Regions from separate parts of the Homo sapiens genome. Here regions 1, 2 and 4 are each linked to region 3. A link is a contact called in ENCODE Hi-C or POLR2A ChIA-PET data. All regions are on one chromosome and are shown on one strand. Each heading gives the region's core, a stretch centred on a gene start or an enhancer-like site at or near the end of the contact. The rest is flanking DNA. Distances are from core to core; before and after follow the strand shown. Region 1 overlaps LINC02387 (long intergenic non-protein coding RNA 2387). Region 2 overlaps AMN1 (antagonist of mitotic exit network 1 homolog). Region 3 overlaps BICD1 (BICD cargo adaptor 1). Region 4 overlaps LOC124902913 (a long non-coding RNA gene).

Region 1 (5,156 bases), core at 1,295-3,794, 910 kb after region 3:
CATAAGCAGTCAGTTCCTACACCCAGGGACGCCAGCTCTGCAGCAGCGCTGCTGCCAGCCATTCAGCCTCTCCAGCACCTCAGTTCAATCCCCCCACCTGCCGCACCCGCCAGCTGGCCTTCCTCTGCTCTTTTACTCTCTTCAATCCATTCTCCCCACAGCAGTGATAACCTTCCTTCTTTTCTTTTCTTTTTTTTTTCTTTCTTTTTTTTCCCTTTCCTTTCTTTCAGATACAGTCTCACTCTGTCACCCAGGCTGGAGTGCAGCGGTGCCATCTTGGCTCACTGCAACCTCCTCCACCTCCCGGGTTCAGGCGATTCTCCTGCCTCAGCCTCCCGCATAGCTGGGATTACAAGCACCCACCACCATGCCCAGCTAATTTTTTTGTATTTTTAGGAGAACCAGGGTTTCACCATGTTGGCCAGGCTGGTCTCGAACTCCTGACCTCAGGTGATCCGCCCACCTCAGCCTCCCAAAATGCTGGGATTACAGGCGTGAGCCACTGAGCTGGGCCAGCAGTGTAATCTTTCTAAAGCCAAATCTTAACCGTTAGCCTCAAGCTTTAGGATCTTCATGCTTGCAGGATAAAGTCCACCCTTACAAACCTGGGTTAAAAGATGGTACAAGTTCTGGGCCCTGCTGGCCTCTCCACAGCACTGCTCACCCTCAGGCAGTGCTCTCTGTGCAGCCATACTGAGTTACAACCATGGTTCACTGCACCTGCCGTCCCCCAACTCCCTCCTGCCTCCCTGCCTGGTGAACTCCTGTCATTCTGTAGGTCTCAGCTTGGATGCTGTGACAGGGAGCCTCTAGAATGGCCCCCAGTGACCCCTATCTCCTAGTAATCCCTTTCCCTTGAGTGAGCTGGATTTACAGATGCAATTTTGAATAATAGAACCTTGTAGAAGGGATGAGTTGTCACTTCTGAGATTAGGTTATATAAAGACTGTCACTTCTTTCTAAGGGCTCTTTCTCACTTGGATGGTCCCCAGAAAGTCAGCTGCCATGTCACGAAGTGCCCTGTGAGAAGGACCTGTAAGGAGGGACGGAGGGAGGCCTCTAAATGACAGCCTTCGAGGAACTGAATCCTGCTGGTGACCATGTGAGGGAGCTTGGACTCCGGTCCCCCTGTGTTGAGCCTTCAGATGAGTTGGCAGCCCCAGCTGGTGGCATGACTGTAACGTCCTGAAACACCTTCAGCCAGAAAGCATTCAGCTAAACCACACCTGTATTTCTGACCCAAAGAAATTGTGAGATAATAAACATTTCTTCTCTTGAACTGCTATACCTTAAGCTAATTCGTTACACAGCAATAGATAACAAATACTACCTCTGGACCCCTGCCTGCCACCATACCAAATTCCATGCTCTGAGTTCTAGAGTCAGTGGTGTTTCCACCTGTCATGCCCAGCCCTTCACTGCTAGTATTATAATGAGGGCTTGCCCATATCTCTGCCCCCAGATGGCAGACTCTGTACAGGAAAGAAGGAAGGAGGAGTGGGAAGTCACCACTTTCTTTCTCAAGACTCTGAGTCTCTATTCTGCTGCTGGCCACATGTTTATACCCACAGTGTCAACAGCGCCTGGCCCCAAAGTGCAGCTGCAACTTCAGGAAGAGACTCAGGCCAGCCAGAGCCAAAGCTCTATGGCAGCCACCTTCCTCCACCTCCTTCTATTACACTTCCCTCCACCTCCCTCCATCTCCTCAGTCTTCTCAGCCAGCTTCCCCTGACCCTTGAGCACCAGGCAAGCATGCACACACACAGGCACATGCAGGCATGCACGCACGACACCAGGCCCACAGCCTCTCTTTACTCCAGAGGAGCTAGGTGGAGTCACTCCTCCCTCCTTTCACACACACCCTGGGGCCACGCTTTTGTGGCTTTTCTGAATGAAAGGGGAGGTGAGGTGGGGGTGGGGGAAGCCGTCTCTGCCTTTGAACTGCCCAGTTCCTCCACCTTTATTTCCAGCTAACCACCGAGTGCCTGCAAAAAAACAAAACAAAACAAACCAGAAAAACTAAAAAAGGAGCCCAAGTGTCTCTTGCTGCTTTCAGTTTCTGGAGAGCCAGCACACAGGTCACCCACTATCCCTGCCGAAACCCTGAGGTCTGAGGAAGGCCTCTTCACACTGCCTCTGGGCGCTGCCTTTGGCTTCCGGGAGCCCCCCATGCACTTCCCTGGAAACAGGTGGAGCTCTGTCCTGTGGCTCTGATTCACTCTCCTGTCCCTCGGTACACCATTGCGCCGTGTCCTCCTGCTGGCCCTTCTGTTACCCTGTACTTGCTGTACACTACCACGGTGGCCGGGGGCCTCAGCACCAGGAAAGCAACTTCCCCCGTGTCCTCCCCAACTCCTGAGTCCAATCCTTCAAGTCTATGGTGCCGAAGCAGGGGAAATGAATGTTGGAGAGACATGCCTGGGTCTGAACTCACCTCTATTGAAGGAAAACAAAGCTCACTAAGATTGCACCCTACGGTGTGTGCTTCTGTTCTCTCCACCTACCGTCAGCACTCTCAGCAGTTTTCCTCTTGGCTCTGCCTCCTGCAATTACTTTCTGCTCAGCTGCTTGCTGTTGCTAAGAAGGGTTATGCCCATCAACTGTGCTGTAGACATGCAGTATTGTGACGATGGGAGGGACATGGCTTGGAAGGTGGCTTTAATTTGAATTCTGCCATTTATGATATTTGGCCCTGGGTGTGTTACCTGATCGTCCTGTGCCTTATCCTCTGCGTCTGCTAATAGACCGTTTCCCAGGGTTGGGCAGAGATGAAATTAAATAAAACCACACACACTACAGTGCATGGAATGTACTAGGTGTTCAATAAATGTTTCCTTTTTTTTTTTTTTTGAGACTGAGTTTCGCTCTGTTGCCCAGGCTGGCGTGCAATGGCGCGATCTTGGCTCACCGCAACCTCCGCCTCCCGGGTTCAAGCGATTCGCCTGCCCCAGCCTCCTGAGTAGGTGGGATGACAGGCACGTGCCACTATGCCCAGCTAATTTTTGTATTTTTATTTTTAATTTTTTCGAGACAGAGTCTTGCTCTGTTGCCCAGGCTGGAGTGCAGTGGCGAGATCTTGGCTCACTGCAACCTCCACCTCCTGGGTTTTAAGCAATTCTCTGCCTCAGCCTTCTGAGTAGTTGGGATTACAGTCACGTGCCACCATGCCCAGCTAATTTTTTGTATTTTTAGTAGAGATGGGGTTTCACCATCTTGGCCAGGCTGGTCTTGAACTCCTGACCTCATGATCTACCTGCCTTGGCCTCCCAAAGTGCTGGGATTACAGGCATGAGCCACTGTGCGCGGCCAAATGTTTCTTGTCTTGTGTTTCAAAAGGACTTTAAGGCCAGGCACAGTGGTTCATGCCTGTAATACCAACCCTTTGGGAGGCTGAGGGAGGAGGACTGCTTGAAGCTAGGAATTTGAGACCAGCCTGGGCAACATAGCAAGACCCTGACTCAACAAAACTCTTAAAAAACCAAAAGCATTAGCCTGGCGTGGTAGCATGCACCTGTAGTCCCAACTTCTCTGGAGGCTGAAGTGGGAGGATCACTTGAGCTCAGGAGTTGGAGGCTGCACTGAGCTATGACTGCACCACTGAACTCCAGCCTGGGCAACAGAGTGAGACCCTGGTTCTAAAAATAAATAAATAAATAAATAAATAAATAAATAAATAAATAAGGACTTTTAACAACCCTTGTACTTTTTTATTGGAAATACGCATAGAAAGCAAAGAAGATTTTGAGGTCTAGCTGATAAAGGGCCACATTCAGTCTTTTATTGGTTTTTTGGTGAAGCAGGAAGACGTTGAGGGTGGTATGAGGATACTACTCTTTTATTGGTTTTTAATCTGACTTACCCTGCCGTGCTGAGTTAATGCTGTGGAAAACAGCTGCTCAAATGCCAGAGGAATGGATGTGCCTGAACCTGCCCCTGACTCCCAGGTGGTAAGGTGTTTTTCATGTTTGTGTTCAGGTCTCTGTGCCTTTGCTTTGGCCTCACCACGATGGAAGGGAAGTGCCCACATCGCAGGGAGCACACAGAATATGACGGCTAACATGCTACATCCAGCCTGCCATTATCCGCAGGGGTATGGCGTCATTGGATTCACATTTATCATTCAACTTCCAGATCAACAAAGCTTGTCTTCATAAATTAAGTGCATCCAAGTTTCTTTATATTGGCCACAGCAGACACAGAGGATCCGCAGCAAATCATGGATTTCAGTGGTCTTTTCAAATCAGTCAAGTTTAGGTCTAGTATGTGCTAGTGCCTAACTCTAAGCATAATAAGAAGAGGAGCCAAACACATTATGTTGAGATTTTTAGAAATTTAACTCAAGGTTGGGCGTGGTGGCTCACGCCTGTAATCCCAGCACTTTGGGAGGCCGAGGAGGGTAGATCACTTGAGGTCAGGAGTTGGACACCAGCCTTGGGCAACATGGTGAAACCCCATCTCTACTAAAAACTACAAAAATTAGTGTGGTGGCGGGTGCCTGTAATTCCAGCTACTTGGGAGGCTGAGGCAGGAGAATTGCTTGAATCCAGGAGGTGGAGGTTGCAGTGAGCCGAGATCACTCCAGCCTGGGCGACAAAGCAAGAATCTGTCTCAAAAAAAAAAAAAATTTAAATCAATTGTAGGAGTTTCTATACACACAGAAAATCCATTATTAAAATAGTTCAACTTTTTCTCTACAATGTGAAAAACTACCGTAGTTCTGTAAACCAAGGTTTAATCAAGAGCAGATCAAAATTGAGTTCTGAAGTCTACATACTAACTTCTTGATAACATAAACAGGAAGAGGTATAAAAGGCTATTTTGGGCTGGGCACAGTGGCTCACGCCTGTAATCCCAGCACTTTGGGAGGCTGAGGCGGGCGGATCACGAGGTCAGGAGATCAAGACCATCCTGGCTAACATGGTGAAACCCTGTCTCTACTAAAAATACAAAAAAAAAAAAAAAAATTAGCCAGGCGTGGTGACGGGCGCCTGTAGTCCCAGCTACTTGGGAGGCTGAGGCAGGAGAATGGTGTGAACTTGGGAAGCGGAGCTTGCTGTGAGCCAAGATGGTGCCACTGCACTCCAGCCTGGGGGACAGAGCGAGTCTCCGTCTCAAAAATAAATAAATAAATAAATAAATAAATAAAAGGCTATTCT
Region 2 (5,526 bases), core at 1,943-4,442, 590 kb after region 3:
CTATAGTGGAAAAAATGTGAAAGTCATGGTATTAACTAAATTTTCATTTAAGAGTGTGGGAAGAATGATCCTTCAATGGACAGCTTTGGAGGGACCAAGGGAGACAAAAGTAGAATTGCTGTTAATGTTGAACCTTAAGAGCCATCTTTGTTCAACATACAAATTAAAATACCATTATAGGCCAGGCGAAGTGGCTCACGCCTGTAATCCCAACACTTTGGGAGGCTGAGGTGGGCAGACCACTTGAGGTCAGGAGTTCAAGACCAACCTGGCCAACATGGTGAAACCCTGTGTCTACTAAAAATACAAAAATTAGTTGAGTGTGGGGCTGGGTGCCTGTAATCCCAGCTACTTGGGAGGCTGAGGCAGGAGAATAGCTTGAACCTGGAAGGCAGAGGTTACAGTGAGCCAAGATCTCCGCACTGCACTCCAGCCTGGGCAAGAGTGGGCAGGACTCTATCTCAAAAAAAAAAAAATAATAATTATGGAAAACAAAATTTATAAAAATCTAAAAGATATGTGATATAAATGTAACTCACTTAAGAAGCATCTTAGATTTTGTATTCCCCGTATGTTTCAGAGCAATTCTATTGGTTTTACCTTCGTATTTTTATGTTGGTGATGAGAAAACACTTAACCATTTGTAGGTTTCAGTAATTGAAATAATACTTTCTGGTAGTATTTTTCAAATAGACCCCAGGACCCATTTACATTCTTAAAAATTATTGAGGATCCCAGGCCGGGCGCGGTGGCTCACGCCGGTAATCCCAGCACTTTGCGAGGCCAAGGCAGGTGGATCACAAGGTCAGGAGATCGAGATCATCCTGGCTAACACGGTGAAACCCTGTCCGTACTAAAAATACAAAAAAATTAGCCGGGCATGGTGGCGGGCGCCTGTAGTCCCAGCTATTCAGGAGGCTGAGGCAGGAGAATGGCATGAACTTGGGAGGCCGAGCTTGCAGTGAGCCAAGATCGCACAACGGCACTCCAGCCTGGGCAATAGAGTGAGACTCCATCTCAAAAAAAAAAAAAAAATCACTGAGGATCCCCAAAGAGTTTTTGTTTATGTATATTTGTTAAATTAAAATTTCTATTAAAACAGATAAATTTTAATAGACATTCATTTTTTAAAAATCGTAAATCTATTACCTAGAAAAGAGATATATTTTCATTCAGATCATCACTTTTCAGATCATTGTGGATACTCTTCTTTGATACCCCAAAACTCAGCAAGTGGTAATTTCTTATGGGTTGTTGCAATGTGGAACTTGAAAACATATCAATGAACTTTGCGTACATTTTGTTATGATGCACTTTTCATACATTTGTGTTATGATGCACTAGTCTGTCTTGAATTTTGAGTTGATCTTTACCAATGCATGATTTTGTAACATCATGCATTGGCAGTTCGGAAAATATTGGTTCTCTGAGTTATATAGATCTTTTAAATATTGACACATTTTATTATCCAAAACAAAAATCAGTTGTTAACATAATAACTGATGTCATTAGAAAGGTCCTGGATAGCTTTCAAGATCACAGTGGCAGCTACGAGGCTTCCAAAATTCACTTGAAAGCTAAAGCTTTATCACTGACAACAAATTCTGTCATTTGTTTTCTTTGAAATGACAGCCTCATTTCTTCTATTTTCATGAAATAGTCTGCCAAGTACTCAAATAAGAATAACCTTACACTGTAGTCATTGTATTAGTCCGTTTTCACACTGCTGATACAGACATACCCAAGACTGGGTAACTTATAAAGAAAAAGAGGTTTAATGGACTCACAGTTCCACGTGGCTGGGGAAGCCTCACAATCATGGCTGAAGGCGAAAGGCACGTCTTACAGGGTGGCAGGCAAGAGAGAATGAGAGCCAAGAGAAGGGGTTTCCCCTTTTAAAACCATCAGATCTCATGAGACTTATTTACTATCATAAGAACAGCACAGGAAAGACTTGCCCCCATGATTCAATTACCTCCCACCGGGTCCCTCTCACGACACATGGGAATTGTGGGAGCTACAATTCAAGATGAGATTTGGGTGGCGACACAGTCAAACCATATCAATCATTCTTTTAAAAAGTAAAAATGGTGTTCCATGAGAAAAGTAACTAGTTCAGTTCACAACCCTGAAAGGGTCTCAGACTACAGAATATGCAGACTACACTTTGGGAACCACTGCTTTATGGTAAAGAAAAATTATCAGTCAACTTCAACATTTGCAGCAAGAATAGCATATCATTTTCTGGCCAGGTGTGGTAGCTCACGCCTGTAGTCCTGCACTTTGGGAGGCCAAGGCAGGCAGATCACTTGAGATTAGGAGTTTGAGACCAGCCTGGCCAATATGGTGAAACCCCCTCTCTACTAAAAATACAAAAATTAGCTGGGCATGGTGGCGCACGCCTGTAATCCCAGCTACTCTGATGGCTGACGCATGAGGATCACTTGAGCCTGGGGGGCAGAGGTTGCAATTAGCCAAGATTGTGCCACTGCACTCCAGCCTGAGTGACAAGGTGAGACACTGTCTCAAAAAAAAAAAAAAAAAGAATAGCATACCCCTTTCAAATCACTTCTTATATTTTTGTGTGGCTGCCAGAAGTAGTGGAAGTAGACATTGAAATGGCAGGAGTTCAAAATATTTGGAATAAAAATATTTTTGATCTGGAAGATCACAGTTGGTAAATGCTGGACTAGGTGTTACCGTTACATGATCTAAAAATGACCTTTGGGGCCCTGTGTTGTTTACTTCTTCACAGCAACCAGGACTGTTAGCTCAAAAGCCCATCATCACCAAATCAAATGTTTACACATCCAATTGTTTAAGTATAGCCTAAATAACCAAATTATTAGCCATCTATCTAGAGCCCACCTGCTTTACATACCCTGCAAACTACACTCAACGTCTACTATCCATAGATAAAAACCCCAGGCTATAAAAGACCCCAAATCACTGCTGCCCTTTGGAGCTCTGTAACCCAGAGACACCCCCCCACCCGCCCCGCCGATCTTGCTGCTAAACAACGTCATGACACATACACCCTCTCTCTAGTCCTCCAGGAATTCTCTTACCCTCCCCCTTCTGAGTAGTGGCCGCCCTACACTGTCGCTGCCTTTGGAAGGTCTCATGCTGTGAGGGACTTCCCGGCATACAAACCTGTCAAAGCGCTGTCCAAAGAGAGCTTGTTGTGTCCCACTGCCACCTTGTGGTCACATCTTTTTCTTTGTTCTGCCCTGAAATCCTTCAGATTCACTGCAGTTACATGGTGTGCCATAACATAAAACAAAAAGTGTTTATATGTCCAAAAAGTTTGTGAAGGGCAACATGCCACTATTATGAATGTTAATTTGTCAAAGGCTCTGAGAAATACTATAGCTAAGAAACTGTTTAACTTCGTTTGTCCAAGCATTTCCAAATTTCTAGCACAGAACACTTTTTTGATTACCCTAGCCAACTCCATCACATTTTAAAATGTTATTTTTCTGATCCCTGATTTCACAGAATAGGAAAGTGAGATATTGAAATGTTATTTGTGTCAGGGTGCGGTGGCTCATGCCTGTAATCCCAGCACTTTGGGAGGCCAAGGTGGGTGGATCGCTTGAATGCAGGAGTTTGACACCAGCCTGGGCAACATAGAGAAACCCTGCTTCTATAAAAAATTGTTTTAATTAGCTGGGCATGGTGGTGCACACCTATAGTCCCAGCTACTCGGGAGGCTGAGGTGGGAGGATCGCTTGAGGCCCCAGGGGTTTGAAATCAGCCTGCACAACATTAACTGAGACTTGCTGTCTAATAAAATAATAATAGTGCTAAGACTAAAACTAAAATCTTAAGATACAGTAAAACGAACGCTGATCCCATCCACGCCATCTCTCCAGAACATCGAATAAATCACTTAACTCTTATGGATCTCGACTTTGCCTTGTGCATAATGGCCAATTATCATAACATTGAGAGATCTAATATTAATAATAATGCAAGAGGCCGGGCATGGTGGCTCACGCCTGTAATCCCAGAACTTTGGGAGGCCGAGGCAGGTGGATCACCTGAGGTCAGGACTATGAGACCAGCCTGACCAACATGGTGAAACCCTGTCTCTACTAAAAATACAAAAATTAGCCAGGCATGATGATGTATGCCTGTAATTCCAGCTACTCAGGAGGCTAAGGCAGGAGAATTGCTTGAACGCAGGAGGCAGAGGTTGCAGTGAGCCAAGGTCATGCCACTATACTCCAGCCTGAGCAACAAGAGCGAAACTTCGTCTCAAAAAAAATAAATAAAAATAATAATGCAAGAGTTCATACAATATATTCTACCTTGAGTCATCACATCAAAAAAAATAAATTTTTTAAATAGTTCATATAAAATGGCTTTTATTAATAAACTAAAGAGAAAAAAGCTGAAGAAATTTTAACTACCCAGATCACTTCTACTCTTCCCACTTAACCATCAGTACCCCTAAATCTTCTATAATGATATATTTTTGCTAACATCATTGAATGGAAGTAAAGTGGGCTAACATGTTCACCTTATATTTGATTTTTAATTTCTTCTTTTTCCAAGGAAGATAAATGCTGGTTGTGTTTGTGGGGGTTTTTTGTTTGATACATGGAAGGCCTTTCTTCTTTCGTGACACCTTATATAACATGATTCCTCTTATATATTCATATGGTTGCTCACATATGAGTATTTAAGACCATAAAATTTATATTATATAGAAAGTATTTACTATACTTGCATATGCATGTGCAATTATAATATTGTTACCCTCAAAGCAACCTGACTCCCAGATTAGCACTGCTCACTGTAATTTCCCATCAGATCTCCTGAATTAACCTATTTTCTCGACTATGTTTCTAAGTATTTATAAAATTTCTTAACCTTAGTTAGAATAAAACATAACTTCACATTATGAATTAGGACTTGAAACTGTTAGAAGTACTCTGAGTTGGTTTCTGCAGAAGAGATAAAAACTAAGCTGCTATTAGAAATATGAAAATTATGGTTTTGGCTGTGTATGGTGGCTCACGCCTGTAATCCCAGCCCTGTGGGGGGGCCGAGGCAGGCGGATCACCTGAGGTCAGGAGTTTGAGACCAGCTTGGCCAACATGGTGAAACCCCGTCTCTACTAAAAATACAGAAATGAGTCGGGCGTGGTGACGGGTGCCTATAATCCCAGGTATTTGGGAGGCTGAGACAGGAGAATTGCTTGAACCCGGGAGGCGGAGGTTGCAGTGAGCCAAGATCACACCACTACACTCCAGCCTGGGCAACAAAGAGCAAAACTCCATCTCAAAAGAAAAGAAAAGAAAAGAAAATTATAGTTTTATAGATGTTACAACAGCATGAAAATAATTTTTAAACTTACTAAATCTTTTTTTTTTTTTTGAGATGGAGTTTCACTCTTTGTTGCCGCCTGGAGTGTAGTGGTGCGATCTTGGTTCACTGCAACCTCCACCTCCCGGGTGCAAGCGATTCTCCTGTCTCAGCCTCCTGAGTTGGGATCACAAGCGGGTGCCACCACACCCG
Region 3 (5,496 bases), core at 788-3,287:
TGACCTGGGGTTCTTGGCCTCACGGATTCCAAGGAATGGAATCTTGGGCCATGCGATGAGCTATTAGAAGCTGTGGGTCATGGAAGAGAACCGTGGAACCCAGTGACTAGTGTTCAGCTCGATTAGGACGAACCCAGGCACTTAGCCGTGCAGGAACAATGGCAAGCTTTTAGCACAATCGGGAGTGGCAATGGGAGTCTCGCTGGATCAGGAGCACAGCGGACACCCTGCCGGATCTGGAGGGATGGGAGTCAGCGGCGATGGGAATCAGCGGCGGGTCTGCGACAGTGGCAAACAGCAGTGGTGGACGGCAAGCGAAAGCTCAGCTCCAGCCGTAACAAACATGGACCAGAAGAGTGCAGTAGCAAGATTTAATAGAGTGAAAACAGAGCTCCCATACAAAGGGAGGGGACCCAAAGGGGGTTGCCCCATTTGAAGATTCTTTGAAAAAACTAACAGCAGGCAGATATGACTCTAACTCATCATATGAACAAGTTAGGATGAGGAGATACTGATTCCAGACCCAGAAATTATAAAAATATAGACGGTGACTAAAAAAAGTCTCACTCCCATCTTGTTCCACATCAGTCTACTTCCCATCCTCACTCCCAAACCACTGTTCCTAGTATCTTATCTATCCCGCCAGGGTTCCTTTATACCTTACTTATTTTCAAACTTTATTTATAGAGCCAGCTTATGCCTACATGAAAACCAACATAGTTAGCATAATTTTATAATGAACGAATCACTACAAAGGTATTTTATTTATACGTGTAATTTACAACTTGATTTGCAAATCAAGGGATTAAAAGTTAATCCCTCAGGGGACTGAAATATGAGTGTGTGTATATATCATATATCTAATGATAAACATATAGATCACTAGAATGTGTATCTCATATGGCGATCTTCAATTACAAGCATGAATTTATTTTTAATAAGCACTTACACAATGTTTACAATGTGCCAAGACTATTACAAGCACATTGTTTTAGAAATATAAAACTCTTTTAACCTTTTAGCCTACATAGCAATCCTGTGAGTTGGACACCATTATTAGTCCCATTTTACAGCTTGGCCAACTGAGGCAAGGGAGGTTATGTAATAATTTGCCAAAAGTTTTAGAATAAAATAAGTGGTATCAGGAGTCAAACTCAGACTGTCTAGTTCTAGAACATATGTTCTTAACCACTATGCTTTGCTACTTCTAAAAATGCCTTATTAACGTGATTTGTTGTTGGAATGGGGTGGCTAATGCTAATCAGATTATTGTTATCTCTGTCTTTAGGTCATAGTTTCCCTTTCTGTGTAAAATAACAAATTAATATAAATATAAATATAAACGCCTCAGTAAAGTGGCCTCAGATTATGATTTAGTGGATACTATTTCTGAAAAATATATTGCTTTATTATTTTCAAGATGACTTCCTACAAATTCTTCAGAACTGATTCTGGAGCTAATGGTAGCAATAGCTGCTCACATTTTGAATATTCATTGCCTTTTAAATAACTTTCATAAGTAGAAAACCTGGTTACTGAAACAGAGCAATATCTGTGACCCTGACTATCAAAATGTGTTTCCAGAATCTTTCCTGTTCTGTATTCCATGACTGTGAGTACAATAGGGTAACTAATATAGAATTTCAGTTCTGATGTTCTTATTAAAGTTACAGACTTCGAGGTATTGATCTGTCTTAAGTTGGCTGCCACGCTGATTTTCTACAATCATATTAGAAGTCTAGAAAACTCAAAGATGTGTTTTTAAGTAACTATATGTTAAATGTGATCAATTTTTTTCTACCTCTTACAATCTACATTAAAGTGTCGAAAAGAACTCTTCTTACCAAGGTCCCCCACGAAACCCTGCCTTCAAGCCTAAAAGAGCCTGAAGGCTGAAGAACTGGACTGCTGGTCCCGGATAAAGCCTGCCCTTTCTCAGCTGATTCTCTCTGAATAATGCCCACCTGCACACTGGGGGAAGAGGGTGGAGCCAAGAGAAGTTTACGCTTGTTCAGCGGGGAGGAGCCTGGCCTCTTCAGTTCCTGTGTGGTGGCCTGGTGTTCAGTCTGTGAGGTGGAGGGCCTGTTGGCAAGACTCCCTCTCGCTTTGCTGAGAGTTCTTTTTCCTTTTTCCTTTTCACCCAATAAATTCTGCCCCTCACCCTTCTATGTGTCCCTGAGCCTAATCTTTTCCGGTTGTGTGACAAGAACCCGGTTTTAGCTGAACTAAGGAGAAAGTTCTGCAACAATGATAAGGATGAAATGGACTAGCTAGTGATTTCTACTATGTTATTTAAAGTCTGAAACTGCCTTGAGGCACCCTCTACTAGCTGATCATTATTACTGAAATTTAGACACCGCTTGGTACGTGGTTTAATCATCCAGTTTCAGCAATGTGACGGGGGTATAATGGCTTTTCTGTACACTTGTATCTTGGCTTCCCTGAAAACAGATATCATGCATGCATCTTGGTGGTTCACACCCAAACACAGAGCACATCCAGTGAGCCTGAGGAAAGGCGCTGCTTGCAGGAGTCTCAGCCCCCTCTGTGTCTGCTGGTACTTGCTTTCTCCCGCTGTACCTTATCCTCCAGTTTATACTCTACCAGTATACCCTTTGGAATCTTGTGAGTCTTTTCAATGATCTGACTCTGTGTCACTACTCCAATTTCAGTAAAAGCAAACAAAAACAGAAATCGAGGCTATGAGAGTAGAGTGCAATAATGATGAATTCTGGCAGCCACCCAGGAAGACACCATTGAAAAGACAAGGTCCTGCCTCCCTTACGTCTTGCACACTCATGATGCTGAGCCTGTCAGTGACCAAAAATCAGACTACACAAGTCAGCCAAAAGTGAAACAGAGGTGTCAAGCATATGAACTGCATCTGAAAGTTTTTGCCTTCCTAAGAATATTCTTAGGCCTCTTCTTCACACACTCCAGAGCAATGAGAAACATTTGGAATTGAATTTTCCTATAAACTATATCTTTGCAGATAGACTTTTAAAACCAAATAAAGTCCTGTGGGTTTTTCTTTTCTTTCTTTTATACGAACATAACAACTGCTTCACTGTCATTACTTATTTTCCAATCTAAACCCTCCACAAGAGTCTAGAACACCATGTGACTCAAAATAAACTTTTCAATCAATTACAAGGCCATTGAAATGGAAAATCTTGATTTTTAAAAATGTTTTAATATGTTTCCTTAACCACATTGTGGCAGGCCAGGTCTCACTAGTAGCTGAGATTACAGGTGCACGTCACCACGCCCAGCTAACTTTTTGGTATTTTTAGTAGAGACAGGGTTTCACCATGTTGGCCAGACTGGAATAAACAAGTTTTATTGTCAGTCTGAAGAAATTCCCCAGGCCTCCACACACAAGTTTATTGGAGGTCTGAAGGAACTCCCCAAACCTCTGTGATTTAGCAGGAGACAAGATAAGGGTAATCACCCTAGCACCTGGACCCATTTAGATTAAGTAAATTTACTGAGGCTCCAGAGAAAGGTCTTCAGGACTCAGATCTTAGTTATAGATTAAAAGAAGTTAATCACTTATGTCTTTAGATGAATGCACACTTATATGTAGACATACAGCTTGGAAGGTTTATAAGCTCTGGAAAACTTTGTAATTTTGAGTTGGTGTGGTGACAATTTCTAGGCCTTCTCCCTGTAACCAAATGCAAAAATAAAACCTCTCTTCCCCAGTTTGTCTGCATCTCATTATTGGGCCAGGAGAAGTAGCAGCCTGACCCTCAGTTTTGTCCAGGAGCAACATGTATATGATTTATACATTGAAAAGAAATTTCTCAGTCATAAAAGAAATAGTGAAAGAACATTATGATTTAACAATATATAACTAATATGTAATATTAGTGGTTGGGAATTAAATATGGCATAAGTAGTTAAATAAAAAGTAACTTGTAGTACATGTTTTACTACAATAATGGGTAAACTGAGGCCCAGAGAGATTAAGGAAACAGGTAGATCATAGAGCTAAGAAATGAGAGATGTAGGTTTTGACCCAGGAACCCTTAAGTATGAGCTCCTTTCACTAAGACACCTTGACATTGTCTCTTGGCTTCAGGCAGTAAGTAAAAGAAAAACAGATGGAAAGGAAACAATAAAATATGCAAAGAGAAAATGAAGAATTCTCTGAAAATTATCAACTTTAAATCGAGATCCAGGCAATAGGATTAAAATACTGAGCACAAAGTTTGAGGAGGGTCACCCAGGAGGACTCCAAAAAGATGGGGTTAGTGCTCTGAAGCAGCGAGGTTTGAGGATTGTTTATACAGGCACGGTATGGGGAAGCTTAACAGGATGACAGCATTTTCCACACAAGGTTAGTGCACAGTCGCAGCAATCTGACTGGTTTTAGGCAGTGATTCCTTGGGGGAAGGGAGTATTTAACATTCCACATTAAGGATGTAATAATCAAGGGATCTTTTATCTCAAGTGCTATCTGGTCTGGGCCAGGAACAATAAAATAGGAAGGAAGTTAATCTATAACAAAAGGTCAGTAATTAAGGTCATGGTCTGTCACTCCCCACTCAGTCTCCCAGTCAACCTTCTTCAGGGCCTAACATCTTTCAGAAGCCCCAAATAGACGAACTGTGCATTTTCTTTCACAAAATCAAAGAGATAAGCGCCTCATTTTGGGGGCCTCCAAACTGGGGAGAGGGCTGGAAGCACTGTGGAAACAGAACTAAGGGGCCATAGCCTCCAGCTCTGAGCGAAGTCTCATCTGGTTCAAAGAAAGGACACTAATTCAGGGAGAAAATGGAGTGTTTGTAGGATGAGAACATGCTTTCTTTCCTTGGAGACTAAGTTCCACATAGGGGCTCCAAGTCTGGCTCCCTTCCCCCAGCCCTGGGAAAGAATTTTGGAAAGTGTGAGCATCTTCTTTTGGTGCCTAATTGCCTGGGGGTCATACAGCCTGGAGCTGCTCTGTTGAGGACAGCGCATGGTGGCTTCCGGCTGGCCAGCGGCTGCTCTCTATGTTGTTCCTTGAAGACCCCACTGAACACACTTCACACACAGGGTCCCTTTCAGTTTGCAGAGAAGAGAAGCCTTTATACGGAGCAAGGTCCCATCAGAAGGCCTTTCAAAGATATACAAAGGCCAATGATGTATTTTTGCCTGCCCTGAATTTCAATTAGCATCTTAGGCAATAAACCTGAAAATGACTAATTGAGAAAATGTCTGTGTTTAGTTTGTGGGTCAAGGCCAATGAAATATTATAAAATACATATTCAGAATCAATACCAGCCAAATGAATTCAGTGTGTATGGGTGGTGTTTCACTTTTTAAAAAATCTTATCATAGTTTTACGTAAAAACTTGTAATAATTGCCTTTTTGTCTTACCTGTTTAACATTTTAGTGACTTGAATAATGAGATTAAAACAAGTTCTTATTCACCATTTAATTAATCAAAGTATGTGTGAGATATCTTTAATTCTTCAGTGGTACCTCACTTAATCAGTTCCACCCATAAC
Region 4 (5,483 bases), core at 72-2,571, 640 kb after region 3:
AATTGGTGGCTGTTTTCATGTATTAGAAAATCTGCAGTCAAGAAAGGCCTGCTGCCCCGGCACAGTGGCTCACGCCTGTAATCCTAGCACTCTGGGAGGCTGAGATGGGTGGATCACCTGAGGTCAGAAGTTCAAGACCAGCCTGGCCAACATAGTGAAACCCTGTCTCTACTAAAAATACAAAAATTAGCTGGGCATGGTGGCACAGGCCTGTAGTCCCAGCTATTCAGGAGGCTGAGGCAGGAGAATCACTTGAACCTGAGAGGCAGAGGTTGCAGTGAGCCGAGATTGCACCACTGAGCTCCAGCTGGGGCGACAGAGTGAGACTCTGTCTAAGAAAAAAAAAAAAGGAAGAGAAGAAAGAAAGAAAGAAAGAGAAAGAAAAAAGAAAGAGAGGAAGGAGGGAGGGAAGGAAAGAAATATTTGAAAATTGTGAAATGAAATTAAACATTTGATTATCCATTTTAATTCTCTGGAAATGGAAATCCCCATAACATGTAAACTCACATAGAGTATATAAATCCAACTTTTTCACTTGATTTTCAGAAATACTGTGCATATGTGCAAAAGTAAAGGCATGGTCTGGCCGGGCACGGTGGCCCATGCCTGTAATCCCAGCACTTTGGGAGGCAGAGGCGGGTGGATCACTTGAAGTCTGGAGTTCAAGACCAGCCTGGCCAATATGGTGAAACCTCGTCTCTACCAAAAATACAAAAATTAGCCGGGCTTGATGGTGGGCGCCTGTAGTCCTACCTACTCCGGAGGCTGAGGCAGGAGAATTGCTTGAACCTCGGAGACGGAGGTTGCAGTGAGCCGAAATCGCCACTGCACTCCAGCCTGGGCGACAGAGCAAGACTCTGTCTCAACCAGCCAACCAACCAACCAACTAACCAACCAACCAACCAACCAACCAAAGAATAAAGGCATGGCTGGCACAAAGCCAGGAAGCACGCCTGGCCGGGTGGCTCCCCACATTGGCCACCAGGGGGCACCATCATCTCATAACTGTCTGGCTCTGGGACCTACACATGCGAGAGAGGAATTTTTTAGTGCGGTTTGAGAAGGAATAAGCAACCTGCTGTTTAATGTGTTCATTCAATGGGTCTTTTACAAATTGCTATTTGTAACCTAGAGCGTGCCAGTTATTTAGGATATAATTAGGTTTTTGCTGTTTCACTAACATACCTCACATACCTCGTATAAATGCTTTTTTTTTTTTTAACACACCTCTATACTAAAGAGGAAAATGCTTTTAAATGTAATCTTGAGGTTAATTGACTCTCACTTCTCCTTTCTCTGAAGGGCCTGCAGAACTCTTTCAGTTCTGACGTGGCCCCAGTAGTTTTTTGGTTTTATTTTTTTGAGATAGGGACTCTCTCACCCAGGCTGGGGTACAGTGGCACGATCATAGCTCACTGCAGCCTCTGCCTCCCAGGCTCAAGTGATCCTCCCTCCTCAGCCTCTTGAGTAGCTGGGGCTAAAGGCATGCGCCATCACGCCCAGCTAAGCTTTGTTTGTTTGTTTTTTGTTTGTTTGTTTGTTTGTTTGTTTTAGAGACAGGGTTTCACTATGTAGCCCAGGCTGATCTTGAACTTCTGAGCTCAAGCAATCGGTCCACCTTGGCCTCTCGAAGTGCTGGGATTACAGGCGTGAGCCACCTGGTCGTTTTTTGTTTTTTTTTTTTTTGAGATAGAGTCTCACCCTGTCGCCCAGGCTGGGGTGCAATGGTGAGATCTCGTCTGACTACAATCTCTACCTACTGGGTTCAAATGATTCTCCTGCCTCAGCCTCCCGAGTAGCTGGGATTACAGGTGCCTGCCACCATGCCCAGCTATTTTTTTTGTATTTTTAGTACAGACGGGGTTTCACCATGTTGGCCAGGCTGGTCTTGAACTCCTGACCTCGTGATCCGCCCGCCTCAGCCTCCCAAAGTGCTGGGATTACGGCGTGAGCCACCACGCCTGGTTACCACCTAGTAGTTTTTATCTGGTGACATCTCATCTCTTTGAAATCTGAAACACCAAATCTAAGTAAGAATCTGACTTTAGATTTTGATGTCTTTAAATTAGATAAACTAGCTGGACGCGGTAGTTCAAGCCTATGATCGCAGCACTTTGGGAGGCCAAAGTGAGAGGATCGCTTGAGTCCAGGAGTTCAAGACCAGCATGGGCAACATGACAAAACCCCTCTCAATAAATAAAATAAAAATAAAAGAATACAAATAAATAACTAAATTAGGTAAACTGTTGCACTTAATATTTATCTGAGCCAGTGGTGTTTATGTCAAGATGGGGTCAGATTCTAGACTAAATCAAACTCTCAGACAAGAAAATGGCCTCTTGCCCTGTCATGCTCTCTGTCATGTTATGCTGCGGTAAGAAGGCCCTCACCAGATGCAGCCCAACAGCTGTGGACTTTCAAACCTCCAGAACTGTAAGAAATACGTTTATTTTTAAAATAAATTTAAAAGGCTGGGCATGGTGGCTCATGCCTGTAATCCCAGCACTTTGGGAGGCCGAGGTGGGTGGATCACCTGAGGTTAGGAGTTTGAGACCAGCCTGGCCAACATGGTGAAGCCCCATCTCTACTAAAAATACAAAAATCAGCCAGGCGGGGTGGCACGAAGCCTGTAATCCCAGCTACTCGGGAGGCTGAGGCAGGAGAATCGCTTGAACCTGGGAGGCAGAGGTTGAAGTGAGCCAAGATTGTGCCGTTGCACTCCAGCCTAGGCGACAGCAAGACTTTGTTTTTTTGTTTTTTGTTTTTCAAAAAAAGAAAGAAAGAAATCTCCAGCATGGGGAACATTATGAAACCCTGTCTACAAAAACTGCAGGAAAAAAAAAATCACTGAACATGGTAGTGGGCACCTGTAGTCCCAGCTACTCGGGAGGCACAAGAGGATCATTTGAGCCAGGAAGGCAGAGGTTGCAGTGAGCTAAGATTGCACCATTGCACTCCAGCCTGGGCAACAGAGTGAGACCCACCCTGTCTCCAAAAAAAGAAAGGAAAAGAAAGGAAAGGAAAAGGAAAAAGAAAAAAAAAGGAAAGCAAAGGAAAGGAATCTCATGTCAAATAATCATAGTAGAAGTTAAAGTACATAACAATGGCATCTATTTTCATTGCCATGTTACTGCAGAGAGTAGTTTTTGGTGGTCATTGCATTTTTTTTTTTTTTGAGACATGGTCTCACTCTGTCACCCAAGCTGGAGTGTAGTGGCGTGATCTCTGCTCCCTATGGTCTCCACCTCCCTCCCACTTCAGCCTCCAAAGTAACTGGCATTATAGGCGCACATCAGCATGCCTAGCTAATTTTTGTATTTTTTGTAGAGATGGGGTTTTGCCATGTTGCCCAGGCTGGTCTGGAACTCCTGAGCTCAAGCAATCTGCTGGTCTTGGCCTCCTAAAGTGCTGAAGTGCTGGGATTACAGGTGTGAGCCACCACACCCGGCCTGATTATTGTCTTTAGTCTGCTGTAGTCATACTACGTAGAATTGAGTTTCCACTTCATATATTTATTATGCATTCATGTGACCAAAGAAGTTCCAGATATGTGCTGCTATCATTATTTCATCTGGGCCACAGTCTTGAATTGTTACATAGCACATTGTTACATGCCTCTAGAAATAATAAAAGAATGTTACAACAAAAATAAACTTTTTGTTTTCTTTTTATTGAGACAGAGTCTCGCTCTGTCGTGAAGGCTGCAGTGCAGTGGCGTGATCTCGGCTCACTGCCAAACTCTGCCGCCCAGGTTCAAGCAATTCTCATGCCTCAGCCTCCCAAGTAGCTGGGATTACAGGTGCCTGCCACCATGCCTGACTAATTTTTTTGTATTTTTAATAGAGACGGAGTTTCACCATGTTGGCCAGGCTGTTCTCGAACTCCTGATCTCAGGTGATCCACCTGCCTTGGCCTCCCAAAGTGCTGGGATTACAGGCGTGAGCCACCGTGCCCGGCCAAAAATAAACTTTTAAAGTTAAAATTAACAAGGAAGAATAAATTCTCGCATCCCATTGCACAGTAGGGTGGCTGTAGCCAACAATAAGGTATTGTATATCTCAAAATAGCTAGAGGAGAGGATTTTGTATGTTCCCACCACAAAAAAAAATTAATCTTTGAGGTGGTGAGTGTACTAGTTACCCTGATTTTGTCATTACGCAATATATACATGTATCAAAACATCACATTGTACCCTATAAATATGTACAATTATTACATTTGAATTAAAAATAAAAATTTTTAAAAACCACTGTACTACTTGCTATGGACTGAATTGTGTTCCTTCAAAATTTCTCTGTTGAAGCCCTAATCTCCGGTGTGATGGTATGTGTTTTTGATTTTGTTTTGAGATGGAATTTTGCTCTGTTGCCCAGGCTGGAGTGCAGTGGCACGATCTTGGCTCACTGCAGCCTCCACCTCCCAGGTTCAAGCAATTCTCCTACCTCAGCCTCCTGAGTAGCTGGGATTACAGGCGCCTGCCACCATGCCTGGCTAATTTTCGTGTTTTTAATAGAGATGGGGTTTCACCATGCTGGCCAGGCTGGTCTCAAACTCCTGACCTCAAGTGATCTGCCCTCCTTGGCCTCCCAAAGTGCTAGGATTACAGGTCTGAACAGCCACGCCCGGCCTCTTTTTTTTCGACTTTAAAGTTCTGGGGTACATGTGCAGGATGTGCAGGTTTGTTACATAGGTAAATGTGTGCCATGTTGCTTTCCTGCACAGATCATCCCATCACCTAGGTATGAAGCCCAGCATCCATTAGCTATTCTCCCTGATGCGCTCCCTCCTCCCATCCCCCGACAGGCCCCAGTGTGTTGTTTCCCCCATGTGTCCATGTGTTCTCATCGTACAGCTCTCGCTTATAATCGAGAATATACGGTGTTTGGTTTTCTGTTCCTGTGTTAGTTTGCTGAGGATAACAGCTTCCAACTCCATCCATGTCCCTGCAAAGGACACAATCTCGTTCCTTTTTTTTTTTTTACCTCTTTTTTTAGAGAAAGAGTCTTGCTTTGTCTCCCAGGCTGGAGGGCAGTGGTGCAATCATAGCTCATGGCAGCCTCGACTTCCTGGACTCAAGCTATCCTCCTACCTCAGCCACCTGAAGAAAATAATTAGCTGTCTGGACAATTTTATCCTTTACCTCCAAGGCCTAAACAATACAGAAGTAAACTTTGGCAAGAAGAGCTTTGGTGGAGATGCTTCTGTAGTTCCTTTTCCCATTCAGAACCTAATGGTAGGATCAGGGTCTCTGCTGACCCGTCCCTGCCACTTTCAGGTGTACGTAAAGCCACAGGGACCTACAATGCCTGGGCTTGAGCTTTCCCAGCTGGGAAACTGAGGTGAAGAGGACTAACTTAGAGAGGTCTTTTCAGTATGGTAAAACATTAGCCCAAAGGAGATAATGCCTTCTCTGTAGAATGGGAGTTGCAGTGGAGGAGTTGGGAGAGTAAAGAAGAAAGAAGGCTGGGTGTGGTGGCTCACAC

The links. Hi-C counts contacts between places; a loop is a spot of excess contacts on that map. ChIA-PET counts read pairs that join two places held with the same protein, here RNA polymerase II (POLR2A). Pooled maps may share reads with other maps.
Region 1: a loop to region 3 is called in a pooled map, with 2.3 times the contacts of the local background. The contact joins two enhancer-like sites. A Hi-C loop is called at or near these places in 2 of 50 pooled maps. POLR2A ChIA-PET finds 5 or more read pairs at or near these places in 2 of 52 experiments (activated T-cell and naive thymus-derived CD4-positive, alpha-beta T cell).
Region 2: a pooled map shows a loop between it and region 3 (4-fold over the local background). The contact joins two enhancer-like sites. A Hi-C loop is called at or near these places in 3 of 37 single-sample maps with no recorded cell type and 7 of 50 pooled maps. POLR2A ChIA-PET finds 5 or more read pairs at or near these places in 2 of 52 experiments (activated B cell and activated CD4-positive, alpha-beta T cell).
Region 4: a loop to region 3 is called in a map with no recorded cell type, with 4 times the contacts of the local background. The contact joins two enhancer-like sites. A Hi-C loop is called at or near these places in 1 of 37 single-sample maps with no recorded cell type and 2 of 50 pooled maps. POLR2A ChIA-PET finds 5 or more read pairs at or near these places in 2 of 52 experiments (OCI-LY7 and PC-9).

What each region holds. Positions count from the first base shown.
Region 1 is chr12:31,359,604-31,364,759 of GRCh38, reverse strand. LINC02387 (long intergenic non-protein coding RNA 2387) reads left to right here. Exons shown (of 2, transcript NR_146469.1): 2 at 965-1,279. Among named protein-coding and RNA genes, the nearest start is that of LINC02387, 7.1 kb to the left of the region's middle. RefSeq lists an enhancer at 1-241. Within about 2 kb of position 2,544, at least 7 of the 41 ENCODE cell types and tissues checked have a DNase peak (open chromatin) inside an H3K27ac peak, as active enhancers do.
Region 2 is chr12:31,679,982-31,685,507 of GRCh38, reverse strand. The region is part of intron 6 of AMN1 (antagonist of mitotic exit network 1 homolog); the gene reads left to right. Among named protein-coding and RNA genes, the nearest start is that of ETFBKMT, 23 kb to the right of the region's middle. RefSeq lists a silencer at 2,972-3,061. Within about 2 kb of position 3,192, at least 4 of the 41 ENCODE cell types and tissues checked have a DNase peak (open chromatin) inside an H3K27ac peak, as active enhancers do.
Region 3 is chr12:32,270,457-32,275,952 of GRCh38, reverse strand. All of the region lies in intron 2 of BICD1 (BICD cargo adaptor 1), which reads right to left. Among named protein-coding and RNA genes, the nearest start is that of FGD4, 130 kb to the left of the region's middle. RefSeq lists a silencer at 4,291-4,491. Within about 2 kb of position 2,037, at least 10 of the 41 ENCODE cell types and tissues checked have a DNase peak (open chromatin) inside an H3K27ac peak, as active enhancers do; they include OCI-LY7, where a contact is called at or near this core.
Region 4 is chr12:31,632,334-31,637,816 of GRCh38, reverse strand. All of the region lies in intron 1 of LOC124902913 (a long non-coding RNA gene), which reads left to right. Among named protein-coding and RNA genes, the nearest start is that of ETFBKMT, 25 kb to the left of the region's middle. Within about 2 kb of position 1,321, at least 4 of the 41 ENCODE cell types and tissues checked have a DNase peak (open chromatin) inside an H3K27ac peak, as active enhancers do; they include OCI-LY7, where a contact is called at or near this core.